Linked DNA regions of Homo sapiens: region 1 is linked to region 2. The links are chromatin loops, found by intact Hi-C in ENCODE. Cell type or tissue: ascending aorta. All regions are shown on one strand. Each heading gives the region's core, and the rest is flanking DNA. Links, peaks and the distances in the headings are about the cores only. Region 1 has its middle 17 kb from the start of PDK3. Region 2 has its middle 36 kb from the start of SUPT20HL1.

Region 1 (10,819 bases), core at 1,255-9,254, 52 kb after region 2:
TGAATTTTACACAATCAACAAATAATTTTTTTAGTATAAGTATGTTCCATATAGTACATGAGGCATACTTGTAGTAAAAAATTTTGTTGTTTGTCTGAAATTCAAATTTCACTGGATGTCCTGCATTTCATCTGGTAACCCTAGATACAAGGGAAGGAAGAGGAGGATGAAATCATAGGCAATATCAAAAGTGTCCTTTCAATACAGAGAACCACCCCAAAGCAAGATTCTTTCAAAAGTACATAGCCTTGAATAACAGTCCCTGCCTTAAAGGAGGGAAAGAGCTTTCCATGAGGAATCAGTTGTATTTTGCAACTGACAAAAAAGTTAGGAGACTTTTCCTTGAATGTCTTGGTAGGGGCCCAGAGTTTAAACCAAATCCTGTCAGATTAACTGTTCCCTAGAGAGCTGGGTGGCAGAAGCTGCCTAGGATAATGGTGTGTGGGGTGTAGGAAGGAAGGACAAAGGACTTCCGAAAGGCCTTGGAATGACTTACCTTGTTGTCAGTTTTCATCCGAAGAAATCCTTGATGTGTATAAATAAGGGTTGCCATTAAAAGAACCACATCAGTACTGGTGGGGAAAACAAATTACTAAAAACTCCGCCCTTCCCATTCATCAAAGCAAAAGTGTCCAAGATTCACTGAAGGTGAACGAGGGCAGTTGCCCTGGCAGAGTCAGGCTTGCCATACAATTTCTGATTCCCTTTTGATGCCCTGCAGTTAATTCTGAGTCAGTAGAAGGCATACTTAGACCAGATCAATGAAAAGTCTGATGCTCGTGACTTAAAGCAATTTTAATTGCAAGTATATAATGAGGAGTAAATAATTAACAAGATGGTTCCAAATTGATGTTTTGCAAGGCCTAGTTTAATGGTTTATTTTAAAATCAGAAGCATAGTTGCATATAGTTAAAGGCAAATGTCCTTTGAACAGTTTGCTCCTAGAAACAGGTAAACTAGATATCCTATGATCTTTTTACACCTTTAATTGTTTAGCAAGCTTTTCTTTCAAAGAGGGTTTCAAGTAAACTTTGGCCTAGCTCAGGTTGAATTATAATGAAATCTTAAAACACTGAAGACTAAATTTATTATATGGAAGCTGTATCTATAACTGTTATCAGCCAGATATGTAGACTCGTGGTTGATATTTTTTTATGGCCTTATGAAACTGTCAACAGCCCTGACCTGTATGTCCCTGGGCGATTCACTCAACTGTCTAGGCTGCTGCTTCCTCATCTACAAAACAAAAAGATAGACCAGCTGATCGCTGAGTTCCCTCCACGCTCTGAAACATCATGACTAGATTACACTATAGGGATGTCCATCTCTTAGGGTCAGAGGACTCAGAGCAACCTACCCAGAGCTTTCCTTAGAAGTGATGTTTTCCTTTTAATACATAAAAGTATGAAGAATGTGGAAAAATGGGCCGGGCATGGTGGCTCATGCCTGTAATCTCAGCACTTTGGGAGGCTGAGGCGGTGGATCACCTGAGGTCAGGAGTTCAAGACCAGCCTGGCCAACGTGGTGAAACCCCGTCTCTACTAAAAATACAAAAATTAGCCAGATCTGGTAGTGCACACCTGTAGTCCCAGCTACTCGGGAGGCTAAGGAAGGAGAAAAATGTTTTCAATTCCTTCTTGCCTCCTTGGAAATCTTTCATGGGTCAAATAATCAGGACTTAGGAAAAAAATAGAATGCTCACAAAGCAATAATCCCTAGATGGGAGCAAGGGTTAAATAATTGAGAGTTGGTTACTGCAAGGAAAGTAGATGCCATGAGAGAAAAACACATTTGTCTTTGCTTCCACAAATATCTAGATCATGCCTGTTGGGAACAAGATTCGTTCCCAGTTAGTACATTTAGTGCTGCCAGAAGTAGCATTTTGTGTTTGATTTCTGTAACTATCAGAAAAGCATGAGATCACAGCTGTAACGCAAGATGAGGCCATTCCTAGGGCTTGGTGTTTCTACCCACCCCAACTCTGAGGTGGATGCGCAGTGGTCCATAGGTAGCATTTTGAGGATCAGGGTACCACAGTCTTAAGAGTATTGATGCCAACTAAATCAGGTATTTAAAACGCAAATTTTTGTATCATGAAACCCTTTTTGCCAAATTAGGTGGTGTGCATTTTCTGAACATTGTCCTATAAATTATAAACGCATCTAAAAATGTTCAACCACAGCTTCTTGCAAAAATTCTTCCACCTGAGACAACTTGTGACCATCCTCTCAGCCAGCTTCTTGAGAAAGTGACAGTTTGGATAGCGGACTTGGAGTTGGGAGAGTAGACAAGGAGGTCACTTCAGCTGCTTGGCTGAACCTCACTCCCTTCCTGTGGCTCTGCCTTCCTCATCAATGGGACAGGAATCTGGAAGAATATTCCAAGCATATTGAGGACTATGTGTATATGAACACTACGGAGTATATGTACACACTTGAAGGAAGACTAATGAAAACAAATTTACAAGAGAATCTAGGAGCAAGTTATAATAGTGATCAGTACTGTTATGTATATGAGTGTGTCTGATGTGTGATATTTTGTAGGTAAGTTCAGAACTTGTTCCCACAAACTTTGCAAATATCTTCTGGGGCATGGGAGGCTGGGGCACAGGAGGCTGAATAATGTCTCCTCCTCCTCCGTCTTTGTCTGTTTTCTGCTGCTATGGCAAAATATCTGAGACTGGGTAATTTATAAAGGACAGAAATTGATTTTTCACAGTTCTGGAGCTAAGAAGTTGAAGATCAAGGTGCCAGAATCTGGTGTCTTGTGAGGACCTCCTTGCTGTGCCCACACATAGTGAAAAGTACAAGGACAAAAAAAAAAAAAAAAAAAAAAAAGACTAAGCCTTTGTCCTCACACGGCAGAAGAGCAGAAGAGAGCAAACCCACTCCGGAAAGCCCTTTTTATAATGACATTAATCCATTCATGAGGACGGAGCCCTCATAATCTAAATACCTCCCAAAAGGCCACACCTCCCAATGCTGTAGCATTGTGGATTAAGTTTCCAACATATGGGTTTTGGGGGACACATTCACACCATAGCACCCTACCCCCCAAAGATGTCTACCTCCTGTCTACCTCCTATCCCTGGAAGCTGTGAATGTGTTACCTTAACATGACAAAAGGGATATTGCAAATATGATTAAATTAAAGATCTTGAGATACGGAGACTAACCTGGATTATCTGGATGGGTCCAATGTAATCACGAAGGTTCTTATAAGAGGGAGACAGGAGGGTAAGAGTGAGATAAGGAGAGTCAGAGAAGGAGATGAGACAATGGAAACAGAGGTTGGAGGGATACAGGGCCAGGAGCCAAGGAACACAGGCAACCTCAAAAAACCAGAAAGGCAAAGAAGTCAGTTCTCACCTAGAGCTTCCAGAAGGAATTCAGCCCTGCCTACTCCTTGATTTTAGGACTTCTGACCTTTAGAACTGTAAGATAATAAATTTGTGTTGCTTTAAGCCACTAAGTTTGTGGTAATTTGATACAGCAGCAATTGAAAACTAACATAGGAAGACTCCACAGGATGTTTTCAATTCAACAAGGGTGGCTTGGTGACAGCATTGGGAGTAATGACTGGGGGCACTGTTCAGAGAGCCAGCGATCAGCTGGACACTATGCTAGGAACTGAGACCTCAGTGGTGGACAAACTGGCATGGGCTCTGCCAATATGGAACTTACAGCTGTGAGAGGAACACTGGCAGCAAACCAAAACTTGCTATTAATCAACTTCAAGTGTGCAGTGTGTTATGGAGGAGTACCGCCTGCCTGGTGTGATGGGAGTGATTAAAAGGAGACTGAGTCCATTGGGAGGATCAGGAAAGGTTTTCCTGAGGACGTGGTGTTTAAGGCAGACTCTAAGGATGGGTAGGCGTTAGCTATTTCAGGTCAATGGGAGTGGAAAGAGCATTTTAGACAGAAGGAAGAGCATAGCCAAAAGCTGTAGGCAGGCAAAACACTGAATTTTAAAGAATTAAAATATATCCAGTATTGCCGAAGCAGACAAAATAAGAGCTAGAGTTGTACAAGAGGAGATGGAGAGATGCTAGGGTCTAGACCAGGCAGGGATAGGCCATTGAAGGAGAGTGGCCTGACTATATGTACATTTTTAAAGATCATGTAAGCTGCAGTGGATGAAAGAATAGGGTGGGAGGCAAGAGAAAATGTAGGGAGGCCAGTTATAAGAACATTGCCATAGCCTGATGAAAAGTAACCGTAGCCCTGGCCAGGATAGTGGTAGTTGGGATGGAAGAAAGCAGAGGATTCAAGAGATATAGAGGACACAGAATGCAAAGACTTGTTGCCTGAGGGGATGTAAGAGGTGATAGAGAGGGAGGTGTTAAGAGTGATTCCCAGGTTCTTATCTTAAGCAAACTGATCAATGAAGCCACCATTTTCTAAGGAAGAGAGCAATGCTGGAAGATAAGGATTTTGGCAAGAACAGAAGAGTACCATTTTGGACATGTATAGTTTGAGGAGATCACTAAGACACTCAAGAGGAAATGGCTAGTAGGCATTTGGATATGTAGGGGCAGGAGATTTAAATTTGGGAGTCAGGATTGAGATGGTAAGTGAAGCCACAGGGATAATGGAAATTGCCTAGAAGAGAGGGGCAAGTAAGAAAAGGGTAAGGACAGAGCTCTAAGAAACTCTAAGATAAAGCAGAGAAGCAGAAGTCACGAAGAGAGACCCAGCAGTGTCCAGAGAGCAGGAGGAAAACAAGGAGAGCATGGAGTCACTGAATTCAAAGAAAGAGAGTTTTCCAACAAGGAGGGAGTGACCACAAGATCAAGAAAAACAGGACTAAAAAGTATCCCTTGGTCATGAAGATCATTAATGACCTTAGCATGAATTTGGTATGGTGGGGGAGTAGGGAGCAGAACCAGGAATTGTCACCTCCTCGGAGTGTTTCTGGCAGGAAAAGCTGCATGGTGGTGAGAAATCCAATGCTGTTGGGGATGGGGCCGAAATATGATTGCACTTCGAATCACCGCTAGAAAAGTTCCCCTTCCCCCACCAATAGCACACACATGTACTTTGCCCTCCCAGAAAGACAAATGTAGGTGGTGGAAAGGACTCCAGACTCCTGGGTTTTAACCACATGTATTAGTCTTTAGGCTGCCACTCACCTACTGGGTAACTTATAAACAACAGAAGTTCACGTCTTCTAGTTCTAGAGGCTGGGAATTCCAAGGTCAAGGCACCAGCAGATTCAGTATCTGGTGAGGGCCTGCTTTCTCAAAGATGGTGCCTTCTCACTGAATCCTCACATGGTGGAAGGGGCAAGCTAGCTCTCTGGGGCCTCTTTTATAAGGGCATCGACCCCATTCATGATGACCTAATCACCTCCCAAAGGCCCCTCCTCCTAACACCTTCACCTTCGGGATTAGGGTTTTTGCATATAAATTTTGAGGGGCACAAGCATTCAGATCATAGCACCACACTTCCACGGATGCTTTGGCCAGAATCATTCTATCAGTTGTTCTTGTTAGCTCGAGTCCTTGCTTGCTGCCATCTCTCTCGGTTATTCTGCATCTTGAACCATGAACTCACTTTCTCCTTCACTTTCTTCCTTTCACTCTCCTAATGTTGGAGAGATTTTATGTCTCCAGGGAGTCTGAGTTAATCAAAATCTCATTGCAACTGCTTCTCATCCAATGAGTATGCAGCGGTTCTTCACTGGGAACATGGCCAGTCCTGTGAGAAGACAAAGGACAATAGGATCTTAGTTAGGCAGGTGAGGCATGAATAAGTATAAGGGAAGGTTACAGGTGAGTCTTCTACCTAGGAGAAGCCAGAAAGGCTATTGGAAAAGCCAACAGTTGCCCCAGATTGAAGGTTTAAATAAGCGGAAGAGAAAATGTATCTTTACTTTTTTATTGACTACTGAAATTCAGCTTATACCCAATTCAGATGGAGTTCCTTGACCGTGACTATGAGGTATATATGAGTCCAGCCTTCTCCACTCTATGAGACAACATAGCATAAGAATGAGATATTTCTTGAGTTATACTGCCAAATAAAACTTATCCAAGACCAAAGTGACTTTCTCACTGAAACCAGGGCAACAACAGGAATGCTGAGAAGAAAAAAAAAATGCAGTGAAAGAACGAAGCCATTTTGAGGGAAAGGAATACAAGAAAAAAAGGGTTATACAAGGAATTATACTAGGAAAAACAGAATACTGCTCTGACTCATGCAGTAAACTTGCTTTGTAAGCTGGTGAAAAAATAATTGATGTAATTAGAGAGGAATATCAGAGTTCTGAACTTGGTTTTGAATAATGCTTTGAACACAAACATAGCTTTTATGCGTAAATTTGGAGGTAGTTCTTTTCCCCCTCTCTTCATTATTTCCTTTGTCCTTCAGCTTTGGAAATTACTCCCTATAGTAAAATAAATGATTTCCTCTTATTTTCCTGTGAAAGTACTTGTCCTAACCCTTCTCTCAGGATCTATTGAATAAATTAGTACTTGAGGAACAATAGCTTTGGGTGACTACATTGGCATCAATAAATAATTTAGTATTGTAGTCAGAGCTCTTCTCATAGATTCATGGTCTCCTTTTTAGAGATCAGCTGAAGTCAAGCCCTCTCACTTTACATCTGAGGAACAGGGTGTTGAAAGATAAAGCAATTTTCCCAAACCCATAGAGCTAGTTAGTGGCAGATCTAGGCCTGGAACTTCAAGGTCAGGTGTCTGCCTACATTATGCTGCCATGCTCAAATGTATGGAAACAGCAGCAGCCCCCATAATTGAAAGCTGGTGGACCCCAGGAGGGTAATGTTTTCAGTCCTTACAACAAACCTATAAAGGAGGCTTCATTATTCTAATATCCCACTTTTCGGATGAGAAAACCAAAGCTCAGAGAGGTTAGATAACTCACCTAAGATCACACAGTCAGTAAATAGCAGAACTGCCTAATCTTGTGAGATGACCAAGTAGGGTGTACCAGTATCTAGGACTGACAGAAGACAGGTGATGCCCTGCCTAGTAGCGGGAGGAATGCCCAAAGGCCCACCCAACCAAAATGATCGACCCGATTTCTTTGCTATGGTGGTGAAAGATTGCACTTCAATTCACTGCTAGAAAAGACCAAAATATTGAGGGAATGGGACACTGAAGAGTTATGGAAAGGGAAACAGAAGAAAAGAGAACTCTTCAGGTACAGTAGGATGATACTGGTCAGATGGAGGCAGCGTGAAGGTAAGTGGTCTCTGGAGAAAGAAGTGCTAAAACAAAAGCAGACACTGCCCAGCTCAGAATTGTCTATAGAATGAGCCTGGATCTTTGAGACCCTAATTGGGCTTTGGTGTTTATGGAAGTGGATAGCATGCGTTTATAGAACATGATCAGTATACTCTGACTGTACTATTAGGGAAAGGGGTCCATAGTTCCATAAAATTGAATTAATAATAATCCTGGGCTCAGGATACATAGGTACATGCTTGGCCCTGTTTTTAAATGAATACATGCATACATAAATATGTGCAGCCATGATCCCAACACCCAGTCCAAGAGTTAGCGCATTTGATGAAGCTGTCTGACAATAACAAGTTTGGAGGAAGAGGATATGGATTAACAAAAGCTCTTATTTACCCGTGGAAGTGGGAGTTGGTTTAATCAGTTTGCATTCCCTTAATAGAGTTAGACAGTCTCATACCTTTTGATCTGAAACCATTCCACTTCTAGGTCTACAAACTTGTCCCCAAATAATGTTCACAGCAGCACTGTTTGCTGTTTATAGTAGCAAAAAATAGATAGATATATAGACAAGAAAGGAAGGAAGGAGGAAAGGAAAGAAGAAGGAAGAAAGAAAGGAAGGGAGGGAGGGAGGGAGGAAGGGAAAGGGGGAGGGGAGAGGAGGGGAAGAAGCAACCCAATGGAAAAAGAAACTAGAAACAACCTAAATGTCTCGATGGCTACAAATGTAACAGAAAATGAATCTTTGCAATCTAATACTTAGGGCAAAAGCTGGTTCCAGAAGTCTTCTTATAGCACAGTATTCTTCTTAGGAAATTTTAAACCACTGAAATGAAATCATATAAGCATACATACATATGTGTATGATAAAATTATTTTTTGTAAAAGCCAGAGAATGACCAAATTTAGGGCAGTGCCCTCAGCAGGCCAGAGGTGCTAGGGAATTGCTTTCCCTCCCCAGGAGCAACCCTCAGCCACTGACCAATGGGAATTGGTGTATGAATATCCCAGGTCCCTTGCCTCTCGGGTGAAATAAGTCTGAGATATGTGTCTATGCTGTCTCCATGAGATCCCAGTGGAATGAAGCTCAAGCTACCAATCATAACTTGCATGATTACATGCAAGCCTTGACTGGCTGGCTCCCCTACTCCCCTGGAGGTACTTTCTGGCATAATCTCTCAAATAAGCAACTTGCACATGGTCTGCTTTGGGGGAAAAAAACCAAACTAATCTTAGATCTCAGATCATAATGGTGATACTGTCAGCTTGACACACGGAACTTCATAAATATTAATGGAAGAGCCAGTTTAAAGCCTTTAACATAGATGCTCACCTAGGTTCTTTCACCGATAATTCAGTATTATATGTCATCCAGATGTTAGCTGGGGTCCCTCATGCCCTGAGGGACCGAGGTGAAAGTGTCCCATCCTGCCCTCGTTCATTCATCTGCCTTTCCCCCACCCTACCCTCAAATCAACAGTGTGTTCTCTTAGACACCTCTGCTACCTGGCTGTTTGTTTCACATAGCTCCTGGGCTCTTCTTAGAGCACCCTCCCCACTCTTTTTCCTCCAGTCTTTACTTCTCCCCTCTCCCTTCCAGGATCATGCCAGGCTCCAAATTCTTCTTTCCACAACTCCAATCCCAAACTTATATATCCAAATCCATCAAGATACTCTTTGAGAAAAAGAAATTATAGGACTAGGCTGGGCATGGTAGCTGATGCCTGTAATCCCAGCATTTTGGGAGGCCGAGGCAGGCAGGTTGCTTGAGCACAGGAGTTTGAGACCAGCCTGGGCAACATGTTGAAACCCCATGTCTACAAAAAATACAAAAATTAGCCAGACATGGTGGCACACATCTGTAGTCTCAGCTACTTGGGAGGCTGAGGTGGGTAGATGGCTTGAGCTCGGGAGTTTGAGGCTGCAGCGAGCCATGGTTGCACCACTGCACTCCAGCCTGGGCGAAACAGCGAGACCCTATCTCAAAAAAAAAAAAAAAAAATTACAGGACTAGCTAGCAAAGTTTTCTTCCTGCTACATCTAAAACTATAGACAAATACAGGAATCTTTCTTTCTTGAATGGGAAAAGTCTAGATCTTCAACAGTACCCACTCAAAAACTCTAAGTTATGGTTATATAAAAAGGCTACATCACTCATCACCAGTCATGTGTTTGTTAACTTGGCCTCAAGGACTAAGGAAGTGTAGTTTTATTTTTTCAGTGAAGCTTATCTGTGTGAAGCAATTTCATTTTTCGAGAACACATCTCCTCCCATTCTTTTTTGTCATCACTTCCTCTGCTTGTATAGATCTTCAAATCATGGCCGAGAAAAAAGCCTTGGTGTTTTAGTCCATTTAGTGTTGCTATTAAGGAATACCTGAGGCTGGGTGATTTATGAAGAAAACAGGTTTATTTGGCTCTGCAGGCTGTACAAGAAGCATGGTGCCAGCATCTGCTCCTGGTGAGAGCCTCAGGCTGCTTCCACTTATGTCAGAGGGGGAAGGGGAGCCAGGGTATGCAGAAATCACATGGCGAGAGAGGAAGCAATAGAGAGGGGAGGGAGATGCCAGAGTCTTTTTCACAACGAGCTCTGGCAGGAATTAATAAAGTGAGAACTCACCCACCCTCCCACACCCCCGAACCAGGGAGGACATTAATCTAATCATGAGGGATCCACCCTGATATGGTTTGGCTCTATGTCCCCACCCAAATCTTATCTTGTAGCTCCCATAATTCCCATGTGTTGTGGGAGGGACCTGGTGGGAGATAATTGAATCATGAGGGTGGGTCTTTCCTGTGCTGTTCTCGTGATGGTGAATAAGTCTCAAGAGATCTGATGGTTTTAAAAACGGGAGTTTCCCTGCACAGCTCTCTCTGCCTGCCACCAACCATGTAAGACGTGACTTGCTCCTCCTTGCCTTCTGCCATGATTGCGAGGCCACCCCAGCCATGTGGAACTGTAAGTCCATTAAACCCCTTTCTTTTGTAAATTTCCCAGTCTCAGGTATATCTTTATTAGCAGCATGAAAATGGACTAATACACACCCCTATAACCCAAACATGTCCCACCAGATCCCATCTCCAACACTGTGTATCAAATTTCAACATGAGATTTGGAGGGGACAAACATTCAAACTATAGCACTTGCCAACTGAATAACGCCCTGAACAAGAATCCAGTATTGAATTTATTGGCTCTACCACACTTCAGTGGCTGACCTTAGGCAGCTTACTTAACTTTTTAGGCCTCAGTTTTCTTCATCTGTAAATGATATGAGGATTAAAAGAGGTAACCGCACCTAACACAGCCCTGGCACAAAGAAGTCCAGAAGCTAATGCTAGTTACCTTCCCAAATAAATAGAAGTATAAAGGGCACTCTGCAATATACCTAGCACAGCACTGTCCAGTAGAAATCTAATATGAGCCACAAATGTGAGCCACTGAGGTAATTTTACATTTTCTAGAAGGCACACTTTTAAAAGGGTAAAAAGAAATCAATAAATAGATAAAATCAATTTTAACAATATGTTATATTTAATCAATATACCCAAAAGGTTATTGTATTAGTCCATTCTCACACTGCTGATAAAGACCCGAGACTGGGTAATTTATAAA
Region 2 (10,819 bases), core at 1,549-9,548:
TCCTCATGATAAAATGAAATGATAAATGTGCCAATATTATAGGGTTGCCATGAGCATTAAATGACATATGTGAGAGTGCTTAGAACAGTGCCTGGAATACATAAGTGCTAATTAAATATTAGCTGTCATTGAAGGGGGAGAGGAAACGGTAGAGTAGGAAAAAGGGCATTAGCTTTCATAACCTACATCCATCCAGGCACCTTCTTTAAATATAACTTAAACTCCTTGTGATCAATTTGATACTGAGTAGAACTGTTATTTATGGTGTAATTAGCTACTCTCAAGTTCACTTATGTAGCAAAAGTCAGGAAAAAGTAAGGAAAATAGGTTCTTAGGTAAATGTCCCCAGAAGTAGACCTTCAGATGAGGATTCACAAGCAAGTGATTTATTAAGGACATGCTCCCAGGGGAGGCAGGGAGGGAATGGAGGACAGGACAGAGAAGGGGAGGGAGCTAAGCAAATAGATTATCTTTTTTTTAAAATTTTTATTATTATTATTATACTTTAAGTTTTAGGGTACATGTGCACAATGTGCAGGTTAGTTACATATGTATACATGTGCCATGCTGGTGTGCTGCACCCATTAACTCGTCATTTAGCATTAGGTTTTTTTTTTTTTTTAATTACAAATAGATGATCTTAAGTGAAGTCACTGCCCCAGCCCGATCCCACAGGGGAGCTCTTGGGGGTAAGTTACACCCCTTTAGTGTACCACAAATCCAAACAAGGCAGCTGGACTTTGAGATGCTCACACCTGCTGGTCATTGGCTAAATTCCACCCCAGGGAACCTAAACCTCCAGGCACCATGAGCAAAGCAGTGTCAAAAGTCCACGCGGGCAGGAAAAACATACAGAATTTCAGGGAAGGCCACTCAGAAACAGGAAAAGGGTGGCGCCATTTGAATGAAGCAGCTGCTATCGTCCACTGAATATTATGGGTTTTGCTGAACAAGGCTGGGCAAAGAACTTACTGGGGCAAATTGGTGCTGCTAATTGGTGACCACCCAAACTTCCAAACAGTGGATCTCAAACTTCAGGCTGTGTAAGATCCCCTGGAAGTCGTTTAAAATGTAGATTCCTGGGCTTCATCTCCAGAAATTGTAATTCAGTGGGTGGGACTCAGGAAACTTCATTTTCAACATGCTCCCTGGGTAATTTGGATGTGGGGATCCTTGGACCATGCCCTGAGAATCACTGCCTTAGGGGACTGGCAGGAAGGTGTTGAGGTTGAGTGGTCAGGCTGGCTCACAGGCAGGGTTCCCAGTAGTGCTTAATGTTATCAGCAGTGCGCTGGTGAACAGACATGGAAAAGTGTGGAAACCGCTTCATGACTACCTTCCTGGGGAGGCACAAAACAAGACGGCTTGTCCCAAGTAGGGTGCAGAAAAACAATTTCCCTGGAGTGGCCATTGTGTGAGCCCTGAGGGAAAGGGGAGCAAGGGATGTAATTTAAAGAACTACAATCAGGGAGTGTCTTCAGCTAATTCCCCTAGAAAGCCTGAGACTAGGATCTGAGTTCAAGTAGTTTACTTGGAAGAGATCCCAGGAAGCACCAGTATGGAAGTGAGAATTGGAGGGACAGGGCAGAGAAGGCAGGTAGTCAGTACAGGATATGTTACCAGGCTGGGCGCGGTGGCTCACGCCTGTAATCCCAGCACTTTGGGAGGCCGAGGCGGGTGGATCACGAGGTCAGGAGTTTGAGACCAGCCTGACCAACATGGTGAAACCCTGTCTCTACTAAAAAATACAAAATTTAGCCGGCCATGGTGGCGTGTGCCTGTAGTACCAGCTACTCAGAAGGCTGAGGCAGGAGAATTGCTTGAACCCCGGGAGGCGGAGGTTGCAGTGAGCCGAGATCGCACCACTGCACTCCAGCCTGGATGACAGAACGAGACTCCATCTCAAAAAAAAAAAAAAAAAAGAAAAAAAAAAAGGATATCTTACCGGTGTCAGCAGCAGACCACTGTTGGCAACTGGGGTTTGATCCTGCTGGGCACATCTGAGAGACCATGCAAACACATGCTTGAGTTGTCCCACTTGGGGTGAGAAGCTGGGGCATTTTGCCATTGCCGCTTCCTGAAACTTCTGGCATACCCTGGGTATTTGGTGAGCACCCCCCTGCAGCTGGAAAAAGCCCCAGGCAGAGTTGCAGATGCTTGCAATAGAAAGCTATCAGCATGTACAAGGCTGGTGAGTGCTGAGCGGATACTGGCAGGACTCCTATAGCGTCTGCCAGAGGGAGTGGAAATTGTTCATTTCACAAACAAGGACGATTTCTCACACGAAATTGCCTGCTGCCTACAGGGCTTATGTTAGGTGGATCTGCTTGTCTGCAGTGGTCCTCTGTCCCTTAGCTGCATGTTCTGATGCCTTCAGTCTGGCCAGATTTCTGGGAAAATCCCAGCCAAAGGATTGTAAGAGGTCCAGGTCCTCTAGTTCATGAGGTTCTGAAGATGTGTGCTGCTGGTGGCCCAGGAATTAGCTTCTACCCACCCTGGCCTTGCACATTTTCTGTTCACTGCATTGCTAGCTATTGGAGCCACATCTGATCTCCAAAAATCCATGCCTGCCACCATTGCACCAGGCCAAGCCCAAGAGGAGAACTGTAAGACAGTCAGCATTTGTAGAGTTCCTTCTTGAACTGTCCTTCCTATCCATTTCTTTCTAGTTTCATCACCAGCCTTGATCATTTGTCACTGTCCCTTTTGTTTAACTGTCATTACCTCACAGTGCTGATGAAGCCATGAGGAGAACTGATATACCAGTGCTAATGATCATCAATGAGGTGATGGTGGAGGTGACAGGAAACAGGAGAAAATGACAAGGACAATTTGACATAGCCAAGAAAGGGATCCCCAGGCATGTCCACAGAGTTTGGGAAAGAACACGTCAAAAAATTTACCAAAAAAATATGGTCATGAGCTCATGGCTGGAGAGTCCAAAAACCAGAGATGAGCAAGAGAAAATGATTGCTGAAGAATTGTTCATAATATATAACCACAGAGGAAGCTGGAGAGGAGAGGAATGGGGTGGATCTAAAGAAGCCGTCGAGGCTTCAGCTCTTCAATAGCTTTGATTTTGAAGGGATATGTATAGAAACAGAAACCAGACATCAGTAAAGAATCAACACAAATCATGTCAAAAGTTTATCAGATTGGAAATCAAAAGATAGAATGGCCCAGATTTTCAGAAAGTCTAATGTCAGCAATACAAAAATCATTTGTGCTACATTTAGACCAGAAATAAAATAAGGAGAAAATAGGTCTGCTTGGGGTGAGTGAAGTGATACAAGCAAAAGACCACGAGAAAGAACCGTACAATTCCTAGTTTGTTTCCCCCTTTTTCTTATTGTTTATTAAAGAGAATGCTCTTTAAACTGGAAATGGTGAAAGACTCTTGGTTAAAGAAGAGAGAGAGGCAGAAATAGAAAAGAGTGTGAGTGTTTTGAACAAGTTCAAATAAGGCAATCTGTAGGTGGAAGGGGCTGTCATTGGGGGTAGTGCATTCAGTTTTGTATGTCAAGTTTTCAAAGAATCACTGTCTCTTATAAAAAGGGGACAGGGTACCTGGGAAATGAGGTCTCTGAAAGTCATGGCAAGTGAAAGCTGTAAGTGCTAGGTAGGTATAGTCTGGCAAGGGGGAGACATGGAGGAAGGACATCAAGCTAACACAAAAGATGCAAAGGGATGACATTTGGAAAAGGTCTGGACCAGGCTGTGGTAGGGTAGAGAGTAGAACTAAGCCCAGTGGGTTGACATTCCATTGACAGTCCAACGCAGTATGAAACTTCTGAATGCTTAGAAGCAATTAGCATTAAACAACTGCCTCAAGGTAGTGGTGTCTCTACAACAGTAAAGTTTAACCTGAGAGTAACTGAATCTGTCAAGGCTGTTGTAGACAGAATTTTTGTAGAGGATATGAGGCTAGGATCTCAAGCATTCTTTCTTTCTTTTTTTTTGAGACAGAGTCTCACTCTGTCGCCCAGGCTGGAGTGCAGTGGCACGATCTTGGCTCACTGCAACCTCTGCCTCCCGGGTTCAAGTAATTCTGCCTCAGCTGCCCGAGTAGCTGGGATTACAGGTGCCTACCACCATGCCCGGCTAATTTTTGTATTTTTAGTAGAGATGGGGTTTCCCCATGGTCAGGGGGTTTCCCCCCTGACCATGTTGCCCAGGCTGGTCTCGAACTCCTGGCCTTAAGTGATCTGCCCACCTTGGCCTTCCAAAGTGCTGGGATTATGGGCATGAGCCACCACGCCTGGCCCCAAGCATTAGTTCTTAATCTTCTTTAGGCCACGGACTCTTTTGATAATCTGATAAAAATGATAGATTCTCTATGTATTAAAATGCCGGTATGTGCCAACACTACTCTTTATGTTCAATTTCAAGGAGTTCATTTTTCCTAAAGCAGGACTATGGTCCCCAGCTTAAGCCCACCTCTAAAGGGATTCTTCTATCTCTAAAATGCAGCGATTCTAAGTCCTTTCTATAGAAGTTGTATTTTCATGAATCTTTCCTCAGTGACCCTTTGTAAACCTTTTTTTTTTTTTTTTTTTTTTTGAGACAGAGTTTCACTCTTGTTGCCCAGGCAGGAGTGCAATGGCGCGATCTCGGCTCACCGCAACCTCTGCCTCCCAGGTTCAAGCAATTCTCCTGCCTCAGCCTCCCGAGTAGCTGGGATTACAGGCATGCGCCACCACGCCCGGCTAATTTTGTATTTTTAGTAGGGACGGGGGTTTCTCCATGTTGGTCAGGCTGGTCTCGAATTCCTGACTGCAGGTGATCTGCCCACCTCGGCCTCCCGAAATGCTGGGATTACAAGTGTGAGCCACTGTGCCCGGCCTGTAAACATTTTTATGGCTTGATACAAAAAAAGGGGGGTGCTGAGTGTGCTATTTTATGAAACTAGCTGAATGTTCAGGCCGACCAAACATTCTGTCTCCTGATGTATGACTTCCACATTATGGCAGCACTTAAAAATTTTAAACCATCTCTCAGCACCTGTGTGTTTGACACCCACCACACACTATCTAATGCCAAGTCGCAAAGGTTCAACTTTGTAAATCGAAGGACTGATTCAACTTTGTAAATCAAAGGACTGATTCACAGTTATTTGCCTCTTGTTTCCAGCTGTGGTCTGCATCAGGTCGAAGAAATGTTGTAATACACAGAAGCACCACAAGATGACACCCTTGGGAAAGTCTTGCTTTGCAGGTTGGTTTCCCAGCTCTGACGTCTATTCTAAACATAGCCTTACAAAATGCTTGTGGAAGAGGGAAGAGAATCTATTACTGGGGAGGAAAAACACCAATGACAAAACAACCCTGGCACTTTCCTGAGTTTTGGGATACAGAGTCAAGTCTTGATTACTTTCTTCTGCTTCTTAATTATCAGTTTTTGCAGGCAGACACATAGATTTATGTAACACATAAGCATATCTTTCATACACATCTATTTTCTGCCGATGCTGATGCTCTATGTGATTTAGAAGCTGTTCATAACTTGGGAGAAGAGCCTTTCTTCTTTTGTATTGTAAGCTTTCACATCCACTTTTTTTATTGCCTCTGTCCCCTACTTCACTGTCAGTAAGAATATTGGGTTTGCATGGAAACATCATAAAATGCCTTTATGGAAAGAGGAAAGTGTGGTTAGACCAGCTTTTTCTGCCATGAATATCAGGCCAACTGGAGAGAAGATCAAAGCGAAAGGTGAGGGCAGAGTGGGCTAGGATGGAAAGCGGGATTACTCACTGAAATTGACATGTCTGTTCAATCCTTTTGCTCCCTCCAAATTTTTCTTAAAAAAGCAATTAAAAAAACCCCATGTTCATGCTACATTAAGCCTCATGTTTCCATTTCTCATTTTACTGCTTGAGTGGCACTTGCTATCACTTGGTAAGCTTACTTAAGAGAGGGAACAATGTCGATTAGAATACAGTTGTCTGTGTTGAGTAAGAGCCCTCCGTTGGTTTGTGGTCTTTGGCAGGCAGCTAGTAAAAATAATAAGCTCTGAACAGATGCCATGTTTCTTTGGCGAATGGTTTTGGCCAGTCTTCTTTTCATTTTTGTACCTGCAAGTGGAAAATTACTGCTTTAATGAGCTATGTTACCCAGTGGTAAAAATGTTTGAAATTACCCAATGGAGGAAAGCAGTCTTTTGAAAGATTTGTGAGAAGAGGTAATACAAAACCCCAACAAATTCCACTGGGAAATTCTTTTCTTACATTTTATTTCAAGGATAGTTCTGCTAGAAACCTGTATTTCTGAGCAAAGAGCTGTGAAACTGAATTCCAAACTAGTTACAACTGTGGGGAACAAGGCACATAGTCATTTAGAGAGCATCTTTCCTGGCCTGGCTCTGTGCTGGGCATTACTGGCAATGCAGGGATTAAAACGACACTGTTTCTCTCCTCTGGGAGCTTCCAACCTAATGGGAAAGACAAACATACAGAGACCCCATGTTATGCCTGGAATTATAGTTGAGTGCCAAGAGCAAAATAAAATAAAAGTACAGCTCTGCTTGGCTGGGTCTGGCTGCAGCAACTCAAAATCTACTAATATGCAGACGTTCGCAAAGTCAAATTATCTTTTGTCCTTGAAATCTAAGTAGCTGGCTGGATGTGGGTTATTTTTTTTCCTTCTTTTTAATACTTTTCTGTTCTTTGTTGTATTTCTAAAATAAGCATGTTTAGTTTGTTGTTGTTTTTTTTTTTTTTTTGCCCTCTTCATAAAAGCAAGTTGAGTCTGAAAAGGAAAATGTACACTTTTTTTGGGTAATAGTCATAATAATGTTACAAAAGCAAACATTTCCTTAGTGGTTACTATGGTGCCAGGTACTGTTCTAAGTGCTTTTATATATCAACTCATTTTAGTCCTCACAACCACCCTATGAGAGAGGTGCTATTATTACACCCATTTTATAGAGGAACATATGGAGGAAAGGTAACTTGCCCAAGGTTACGCAAGGAGTTAAGTGGCTGAGCAGGCTGGCTCCAGAGTCCAAGCTGCCTAATTTACATTCGGAAGGAAGAGTTTTTTCGCCTAAATTAATTTCCCATGTAACTGATGCTTGTCATCTGTCTCGGGATTGGGCTGGGAGAGAAATGATTTTTGAGAGCAGGATTGGGCTGGCGGGGAGATGCTGGGATTGGAAAGTTAGACCCAAATATGGTTCAGGCACTCAGAGAAGCCTCCAAGTGTTGACCAAAGAGTTTCCAGCTGGTTGGCCTAGACTGGCCTAAAGGGCTTGGGGAAATAGAGTCCTTCTCTAGAAAAGCAGCTGACCCAGTAAGGGAGCATGGAGAAGTGGTTGTAGCAGTGGGAAGGCGGGCAGAGGATCCTGGAGAAAGAGATTGGGGGTTAGGGGTGAGGTTAGGGTTAGGAGTTAGGGTTAGGGTTGGGGATTAAGGTTAGGCATTGGAGTTACATGTTAGGGTTGGGTTTGGGGGGTTAGGGTTAGGTAGTAGGGATTGGAGTTATGTGATAGAATGTGGGGTTAGTGTTGTGGTGGAGTTTGGTGTTTGGGTTAGGGTTAAGGGTTTGAGCAACCATTAGGGCTAGGATTTAGGGTGATTTTTAGGAGTTTAGATTAGGGTTAGCATTAGGATTTCAAGTTTGGTCTAGGGCTAGAGGATAGGGATTAGGGTTAGGAGTTATGATTAGTGTTTGGGTCAGGGCAGGCAGTCAACATACAGCTCTTTTGAGAGGCTGAAAGTGCTGGTCACTTGGCTAGGGTTTGGCAAAAGATATTAGAATCTGGGAGAGTGATTTTCAAGAGTAAAGCAAGAGTCAAGCCTACAAGGAGCTCTGAGTTACAGCCCAAATGAGATTCCCTGAACAGAAAGACAACAGGACCAAAGAAGACTCCGTATAACAGGAGCTGGGCTTGGGTTTGGGGGAGGAGCTATGACCAGGCAGTGCCAGGGCGTAAAGGAAAAGTTCAGGAATCATAACTGGGACACAGCCACAGTCAGGTGACCTGCTACTATAGACATCTTGCAGGATGGGCCCTGGGAACTGAGGGCAGAGTTGAGCTGCAGGGTGAGGTCTAGTGTATGTTTATGTAATTTAATTTTTAATAATGACTGTGTTTAACAACTGGCTTGCAAAATTCCTGATGATTTAACAATCAGCTCTTGCAAGTTGGTGCAAGTCTGTTATAGCATACCGCTGGTCTGAACCCCATAGCCAATCCTTTCTATGACTACCACAGCTGTGTCTACATCATTGAGGCTTCTAGTTACACATGAATACCCAGGAGGGAATTGGTTTATCAGGTGTTACCCACTGAAAAGGGAAACTTTAGAAGCATCCCAGTCACAACATTTGAATTATGGGCTTTGTAGAAACAGCTGTCCTACTGTTTAGTTAAAAAAAAAAAAGCGAAAGAAATTCCCTTGGTATTGGTATGCATGTAGATGCATGGTCCTTTTGGCTGTGTGAGGATGATGCTGTGGAAGAAGTGTTGCATCTCATCATGGTGAAAGATGTGTGCTGAAACCCCCTTCAAGGTGCCTACACACACACACACACACACACACACACACACCATTAGATACTTATTGTCAGTTGCTGCTTATGCCTGTATTCCTTATGTATCAGTCAGCTACTGCCACAATTATGATGTATAATAAACTACCCCAAAACACATTCATTATGTTAAAACAACAATCATTTATTCTTGCTCATGCATCTGTGGATTGGCTTATCTAGGCTAGCCCTGACTGGGCTTGGTTCTAAGGAGCAGGCTGGGCCTAGGTATACTCTAAGTGCCTCTCATCCTCTTTGCACTAGTAGGATATGTAGGCCATGCTCTGCTCACAAAAATGGCACAGACATAAGTGAACAAGCCCAACTGCGAAGCACATTTTAAGCCTCTGCTAACATCCCACTGGCCAAAGGATGTCACATGGCCAAGCCCAGTATCATCAATGAGATGGGGAAGTACACTTTGCTTCTAGTGAGAGGAATTATAAAGCCACAAGACAGAGGGTATGATGTGGGGAAGGGCAAAGAATTGAGGACAACAATGCAATCTGCTATGCCACATGTTTACCAGACTGAATCACACAGGAATCAGCTTATGACCCTGAACTCGTGGTTTAAACTTCCGAACGAGTTCTGGACTATATAGGCAAAGAATGGAGAGAATTGCTACTCTAATGTATAGTACCACGGGAGACACAGCTTCTCTGATCTAGTATTTGGAGCAAACTTTTCCCAGCTCTTTTAGGCTGTACCATACCTGGGAATATGTTCCTCACTTCTCCATCATTGCTCAGCTATTCACTTGTCTGGCCATTTTTTTCTGCCCATTTTCTCTGCCATGCTTAGACACACACCTGTCATCCATCTTTCTCCATCCATTATGGCTGACACCACCTCCATCCCAAAGGATGAAGAGAAAAAGCTGGAACTTCTAGGTACTGCAGTGTCGTGGTATAGTGGGCACATACAGGTTAAGCAGGCAGCCTGATGCAGGTTTGAAATTCCTACTTTTCACTAACAAGCCATGTGAATTTGGGGAGGCTCTGACATTCAGTTCCCCCACTGACAAAGTGGAGATAATTGCACATATTTCTTTTTTTCTTTCTTTCTTTCTTTCTTTTTTTGAGATAGAGTCTCGCCCTGTCACCCAGGCTGGAGTGCAATGGCACGATCTTGGCTCACTGCAACTTCCGCCTCCCGGGTTCAAGCTATTCTCCTGTCTCAGCCTCCTGAGTAGCTGGGATTACAGGTGTGCACCTCCTCACCCAGCTAATTTTTGTATTTTTAGTGGAGACGGGGTTTCACCATGTTGGCTAGGCTGCTCTCGAACTCCTGACCTCGTGATCCACCCGCCTCGGCCTCCCAAAGTGCTGGGATTACAGGTGTGAGCCCCTGTGTCCGGCCCAATTGCATGTATTTCATAAGATGTTGTGTGGTTGAAATAATAAAGGTAATAAACGTTGTTCACAATTAGCATGATGCCTAGCACACAGAAGGGAACTGATACATGTTTTTGGTTGGAAGACAATATCACCAAATATAAGCCTATCTTGGATGGAATTTAGAATCTAGATTGTAACTTTAAAACCTAAAATAGACTGTAAGCTATTTTCTTGGGAAAATTCCCACCGTCTTCCAGGAAGGTATAAGTTATCAACCAGTGTTGAGATGACCTTCATAGAGAAGTAAGCTCAGCACTTAGGAAAAAGAAAAAAAAGATGACCTTGAACTGCCCTGTGGAAAACTCAGAACTGGTTCCTCTGCACCTGGAGGCCATCCAAGGGTTATTCTATTCCTAACCTGGTTCTCAGACTTTGCATCATTTCTCCTGCCCATAGCTGGTTTTGTGATTCTGCCCAAAACACACACACACACACACACACACACACACACACACACACACATATACACACCCCTCTTCTGCAGATGGCTACATCTCAAGGCCCAGGCAAGGAATTATGGGTGTGATGGCCTTAAAACTTAACGTGAATCCTCATTGACAAACCCAGAACAAACCCACCTTCCGCTGCCTTTAGGGGTAATTGTGTCTTATTAAAATATATTGACAGTTGATCTGAACCCAAGGGAATGTGCCTGTTCGAAATAACCTTTGTCTCTCTACCTCACAAACAATTCAACTCAATGAACACTTATAGGAAGTCATCAAAGACAGAATTAAAGATCCAAAGAGAAACATAGGGGTGAGAAAGATTGGAGTATTAAAAGAAGGTCATTGGGCTTTTCAGAGTTGAATCCACTGGCTGGTGGTAAAAAGCTGTAGTGAAGAATATTCTCCAAGTCCTTCCACCTTGACATTTCTAACTGAACCTACC

What was found. Peaks named below come from ENCODE experiments on the same cell type or tissue, not always from the same donor. Only the 100,000 strongest peaks of a DNase experiment are listed, where the experiment ranks them.
Region 1: a loop joins it to region 2, with 3 times the contacts of the local background. A loop is called at or near these places in 3 of 110 quality-filtered maps.

Annotation. Positions count from the first base shown.
Region 1 is chrX:24,442,965-24,453,783 of GRCh38, forward strand. No RefSeq gene overlaps it. Among named protein-coding and RNA genes, the nearest start is that of PDK3, 17 kb to the right of the region's middle. In ascending aorta, for the core only: no CTCF peak of the experiment used is centred there; no DNase peak of the experiment used is centred there; H3K27ac peaks cover 4,419 bases.
Region 2 is chrX:24,390,768-24,401,586 of GRCh38, forward strand. No RefSeq gene overlaps it. Among named protein-coding and RNA genes, the nearest start is that of SUPT20HL1, 36 kb to the left of the region's middle. In ascending aorta, for the core only: a CTCF peak has its summit at 5,184 (motif pointing right); DNase peaks (open chromatin) are centred at 2,158, 5,184, 5,982 and 6,364; H3K27ac peaks cover 3,434 bases.